2 separate regions of the Homo sapiens genome follow, and region 2 is linked to region 1. The links are chromatin contacts, found by Hi-C or POLR2A ChIA-PET in ENCODE. All regions are on one chromosome and are shown on one strand. The core of a region is the stretch at or near the end of the contact, and the rest is flanking DNA. Distances in the headings are between cores, read along the strand shown. Region 1 holds the start of CHST14 (carbohydrate sulfotransferase 14). Region 2 overlaps IVD (isovaleryl-CoA dehydrogenase).

The links. A loop is a pair of places that touch in the nucleus more often than their neighbours do. ChIA-PET counts read pairs that join two places held with the same protein, here RNA polymerase II (POLR2A). Pooled maps may share reads with other maps.
Region 2: a pooled map shows a loop between it and region 1 (3-fold over the local background). The contact joins the enhancer-like site here to the promoter of CHST14 in region 1. A Hi-C loop is called at or near these places in 1 of 168 maps with a recorded cell type or tissue (CD4-positive, alpha-beta memory T cell) and 6 of 50 pooled maps. POLR2A ChIA-PET finds 5 or more read pairs at or near these places in 12 of 52 experiments (Caco-2, GM12878, H1 and 7 more).

Annotation. Positions count from the first base shown.
Region 1 is chr15:40,469,649-40,472,307 of GRCh38, forward strand. CHST14 (carbohydrate sulfotransferase 14) reads left to right here and starts at 1,336. Exons shown (of 1, transcript NM_130468.4): 1 at 1,336-2,659. The coding sequence starts at 1,566. RefSeq lists enhancers at 808-917, 2,200-2,659 and silencers at 1,208-1,447, 1,498-1,747.
Region 2 is chr15:40,420,716-40,423,374 of GRCh38, forward strand. IVD (isovaleryl-CoA dehydrogenase) reads left to right here. Exons shown (of 12, transcript NM_002225.5): 12 at 1-593. Among named protein-coding and RNA genes, the nearest start is that of IVD, 16 kb to the left of the region's middle. Within about 2 kb of position 1,361, at least 9 of the 41 ENCODE cell types and tissues checked have a DNase peak (open chromatin) inside an H3K27ac peak, as active enhancers do.

The DNA of each region.
Region 1 (2,659 bases), core at 86-2,585:
CTGTGTGCTTTTCCTGTTGCTGGGATTGTGGGGTCATCAGTGAGCCCTCTAGTATCACCTCATCCCTCAAGTCCCCTCACCCTTCTGAATTCATCTGATCACTGGTAGCTCCATTCTCCCACTGGTATCTTCTATTTTCCATCACCTGCTCTGTACAGTCCGCCCTCGAGTCAGCTGCTTCCTCCCTTCTAGCCATTCCATGATATGCTCCTTTAATCTCTGAAGGGCCGTGATTAGAAATTTAGGTTTTAGACTCAGAACCACCCATACTGAGTCACATCTTCCCTGAGCCTCTGTTACTTCAGCTGTACAAAGGGAATGTCCACACTAGCTCCCTGCCAGGGTGGCTGTAACAACTAAAGGAGATAATGAATATAAAACACTTAGTGGGCGCTGTCCTCAGTACACTTGGGCTCTAATCATATTCCTCTGCTGCTTCAGAGGCTTGCTGGCTCTCTGCAGGCAGCAAGCACATAGCTGGACCAAGTCTGGCTACTGAGCCAGGTTCCCAGTGGGAAATGGTGGTTGCTGACATCCAAAGCACTTCGGGTCTGCTGTCCGCCCAAGTGACCAGCCTGGTGCCATGGAGCACACATCTAGCTCCAGGCAAGGAGACTACGTGCTGTTTCCCTGCTGTTTTGTGCCCCCAGCTCCTCACCCTTCCAAATGTGTGTTGGCCACACCAGCAGCTGATGGACCAATGTGTCAGACCCTCCCCAGAGTGCCCAGTTATCCCACTGCCTCATGAGGAGAAGGCAGAGGAGGGGAGACTCCATTTCCAGACATTTCAGCATTACCCAGTGGACAAGCACTGTAGTCAGTCCCCAGGTATTGCTAAACACAAGGGTCACCATGGAGACTGGTCAGTGTCTGACAGTTCTGCTTCTCCTTCCTGGAGTGGCCACGACCTGCAGGACGGAGGGAGTTAAGGGTGGCAAGGGGGAGCACACCGAGGGCTCCGCTTCCAGCTGGAAAGACCAGCCTCCGGCACGTCTGGACTCGGAGAGAGCGCTGCCCGCCTCCCTGCCTCCAGACCCGTTGCTGGAGGAAGGGCTAGGACAGGCCTGAGTTTGTGGCGAATCCCCCTTGTCCACTTCCCTGAGGACACACGCTGCAGGAGAGCAGCCTCGAGTCTTTTCTGCCTTCGAGGTCTCAGGAGCTTTTGTCCCCAAGCCCAGAGGACAGGGGTGGCCCTGACTCAGGCGCCCTCTTCCGGGTAGGGGTCCGCGTGCGCCCTCCCAAGCCCGCGCCCCGCAGGGGCGCCCGCCCCTCTCCCCGCCCCCGGCGTGGGCCCGCCCCCGCGCCTGTGTCACTGCGAGGCCGGGGGTGGAGAGCGGCCGGGCGGGACATCCGGCCCGGGTCCCTCGCCGCGCCCGCCGCCCGCCGCCCGCTTCGGCGCCGCAGCCCGGGAGCCGGCCACCCCTACACGCGCCAGGGCTGTCCCCTGCCCTCCCCTCCCCAACTACCCCCGGTCCCAGACCCTCCTCCCGCCCCCAGCCCGAGCCCGCCTTCCAGGCCGCCCTCGGATCGGCCGGGCCCGCGCAGGCCCCCACCCCTTGAGCACCATGTTCCCCCGCCCGCTGACCCCGCTGGCGGCCCCAAATGGCGCCGAGCCCCTGGGCCGGGCGCTGAGGCGGGCCCCTCTGGGCAGGGCCCGGGCGGGGCTGGGTGGGCCGCCCCTGCTGCTGCCGTCCATGCTGATGTTTGCGGTGATCGTGGCCTCCAGCGGGCTGCTGCTCATGATCGAGCGGGGCATCCTGGCCGAGATGAAGCCCCTGCCCCTGCACCCGCCCGGCCGCGAGGGCACAGCCTGGCGCGGGAAAGCCCCCAAGCCTGGGGGCCTGTCCCTCAGGGCTGGGGACGCGGACTTGCAAGTGCGGCAGGACGTCCGGAACAGGACCCTGCGGGCGGTGTGCGGACAGCCAGGCATGCCCCGGGACCCCTGGGACTTGCCGGTGGGGCAGCGGCGCACCCTGCTGCGCCACATCCTCGTAAGTGACCGTTACCGCTTCCTCTACTGCTACGTCCCCAAGGTGGCCTGCTCTAACTGGAAGCGGGTGATGAAGGTGCTGGCAGGCGTCCTGGACAGCGTGGACGTCCGCCTCAAGATGGACCACCGCAGTGACCTGGTGTTCCTGGCCGACCTGCGGCCTGAGGAGATTCGCTACCGCCTGCAGCACTACTTTAAGTTCCTGTTTGTGCGGGAGCCCTTGGAACGCCTCCTCTCTGCCTACCGCAACAAGTTTGGCGAGATCCGAGAGTACCAGCAACGCTATGGGGCTGAGATAGTGAGGCGGTACAGGGCTGGAGCGGGGCCCAGCCCTGCAGGCGACGATGTCACATTCCCCGAGTTCCTGAGATACCTGGTGGATGAGGACCCTGAGCGCATGAATGAGCATTGGATGCCCGTGTACCACCTGTGCCAGCCTTGTGCCGTGCACTATGACTTTGTGGGCTCCTATGAGAGGCTGGAGGCTGATGCAAATCAGGTGCTGGAGTGGGTACGGGCACCACCTCACGTCCGATTTCCAGCTCGCCAGGCCTGGTACCGGCCAGCCAGCCCCGAAAGCCTGCATTACCACTTGTGCAGTGCCCCCCGGGCCCTGCTGCAGGATGTGCTGCCTAAGTATATCCTGGACTTCTCCCTCTTTGCCTACCC
Region 2 (2,659 bases), core at 111-2,610, 49 kb before region 1:
TTTAAAAAGATCAACACAATTTGACTTTCTCAAGGTCAAAACGAACTAGAATCCAGATCTGCTCATGGCAAAAATGGGGGTGTTCTGAGAATTCCAGCTTTGGGCCGCACTGTACAGCAGTCTGGATAGAGTGTGATCTGAGAAGGGAATGGGTCTGGGTTGTTCCACCCCTTCCGAGTTCCAAAAAGAGGGAACTGGTTTTCTTGGTTCTCAGCCCAGCAGCACCTATCCTGGCTCTTGGTCCTGGCCTGCAGCCAAGTGCTGTTCCTAGCCTGAGGCTTGAGACAGGTGGGGTTGGCTCCTCACCAACCCCAGTTCCGTCCCATCCTGAGGGCAAGATCCTGGGCTCATAGGCAGTCCCTTTCACTTCCTTGTCTTGCTCCCTGCTATGTTGGAGATGAATGTGACTAAAAGGGCCATCTTGCTGGCTTAATGTGTGGCTGGAGAGACCAGCCTGGAGACAATGTGGCAAAATGGGGCGCTTCATCCAGTCTGTCTAAGCCCTGTCGACTTGGGGAGGTGATTTCTTTCCTGGTTCTATATGTGAAGCAAAATAAATGTTTTAAAATTAAAAGCAAAAAAAACAAAATGAACCATGCAGCCTGAGTGGTAAATGGAAGAACAAGGGGCACGTCTACTTTGGTTCTTGTGGGCGTGTTTGGTTGCCTACATGCATTGGGCAAATCTGCAGCACCAGCTGCCAGCACTGCTCCTTCCTGCGGCTGGCTCTTACTCCACTCCAATTTTAGGCAGGTCACACTATCAGGGCAGCTCGCTGCTGTTGATGCTGCCTGCCCTGTGGGAGGGCAACAGAACCTTGGGATGTTTTTTAAGCGTGGTCTGAGCACACCCCTTATCAAAATTTGGCAACCTAGAATAAATGCAGGTTCCTGGATCCTGCCCCAGACCTAATCACATCCCCAAGGGTGAGTCTGCAAGGCAATCTTCTACAACCACCATCTGAGTCCTAAAGCAGGCTTCCCCAGGAGCCTAAGTCCTAATTCTAAATCCATATAATCTAGTGATAACAATCCCTTGCCCATGTAACCCTCTCAAGTCTGAGATCCTTGATCTTTGCACAACCGAGTGCAGGAGGCAAGGTTTCGCGCAGGGCCCCCTTTCAGAAGACCGGTAAGGTGAGTTGCCCTCGGTGGAATGGGACTAGACCTGGTGTCAACACACCGCGCGGTCTGGAGAGAGGTTCCCAGTCCCTGCCTGCCGGGTGGGAGCTGGGACCTAAGACCCAGGTGGCCATCTGTCGCGACCCCCAGCCTAGGGCAGGTCCAGAGTCCTTCCTCTGACCCTCTCCCTCGAGGCAGCGCGCTTCTTCGAGCGCAGCACTGGCTTGCCAGACGCAGCTCGAGTGTCGCATGGAGCTCGCCTGACCCCTGCCGGCTGCCCGCGGGGTTGGGTTGCAAACGCGCGGAGCCAGCCTATATGGCCTTTGCCTGGGGTTCAAGGCCCCCAGTTTGGGATTTCAGGACTCAACGACGTTTTGTTTTAGCCAATAAGGACATGAAAGGGAAGAGGGGTTGGGGGAAGCCTATCCTCTATTACCATCATTTCATAAAAGGCTTTTTTTTTTTGAGACGGAGTCTCGCTCTGTCGCCCAAGCTGGAGTGCAGTGGCGCAATCTTGGCTCACTGCAAGCTCCGCCTCCCAGGTTCACGCCATTCTCCTGCCTCAGCCTCCCGAGTAGCTGGGACTACAAGCGCCCGCCACCATGCCCGGCTAATTTTTTGTATTTTTAGTAGAGACGGGGTTTCGCCGTGTTAGCCAGGATGGTCTCGATCTCCCGACCTCATGATCTACCCACCTCGGCCTCCCAAAGTGCTGGGATTACAGGCGTGAGCCACCGCGCCCGGCCGACTTTTTTTTTTTTTTTTTTTTTTTTTTTTTTTTAAGACGGAGTCTCACTTTGTCATCTAGGCTGGAGTGCAGTGGCGCGATCCCAGCTCACTGCAACCTCCACATCTAGGGTTCAAGCGATTCTCGTGCCTTAGCCTCCCAAATAGCTGGGATTACAGGCATGTGCCACCATGCCTGGCTAATTTTTGTATTTTTAGTAGAGACGGGGTTTCACCATGTTGGCCAGGCTGGTCTCAAAGCCCTGGCCTCAATTGATCCACCGGCCTCAGCCTCCCAAAGTGCTGGGATTACAGGCATGAGCCACCACGCCCAGCTAGGCCAGGATTTTTATTTGTTTGTTTATTTATTTATTTTTGAGACAGGATCTCACTCTGTCACCCAGTGCAGTGGCGTGATCTCAGCTTACTGCAGCCTCGACCTCCCTGGCTCAAGGATCCTCTGGCCTCAGTCCTCCCCCTTGCCACCCACCCCCAGCCCCCCAGTAGCTGGAACTAGAGGTGTGCACCACCATGCCAGACTAATTTTTGTATTTTTTGTAGAGCCGGGCTTTCACCATGTTGTCCAGGCTGGGCTCAACTGCTGGGCTCAAGCGATCCTCCTGCCTCCACTTTCCAAAGTGTTGGGATTATAGGCGTTGAGCCAGTGTGCCCAGCCCTTAAATTTTTGTATATGCTTTATGTTCACTGTTTTAAAAAATACTACAGTTTTTAAAAGCTTATTTAAAAAAATAAAAGTCCCCTGTCCCTCCTATCCCCATTCCCACTCCCAGGACAAAACCACTTTTGAATCT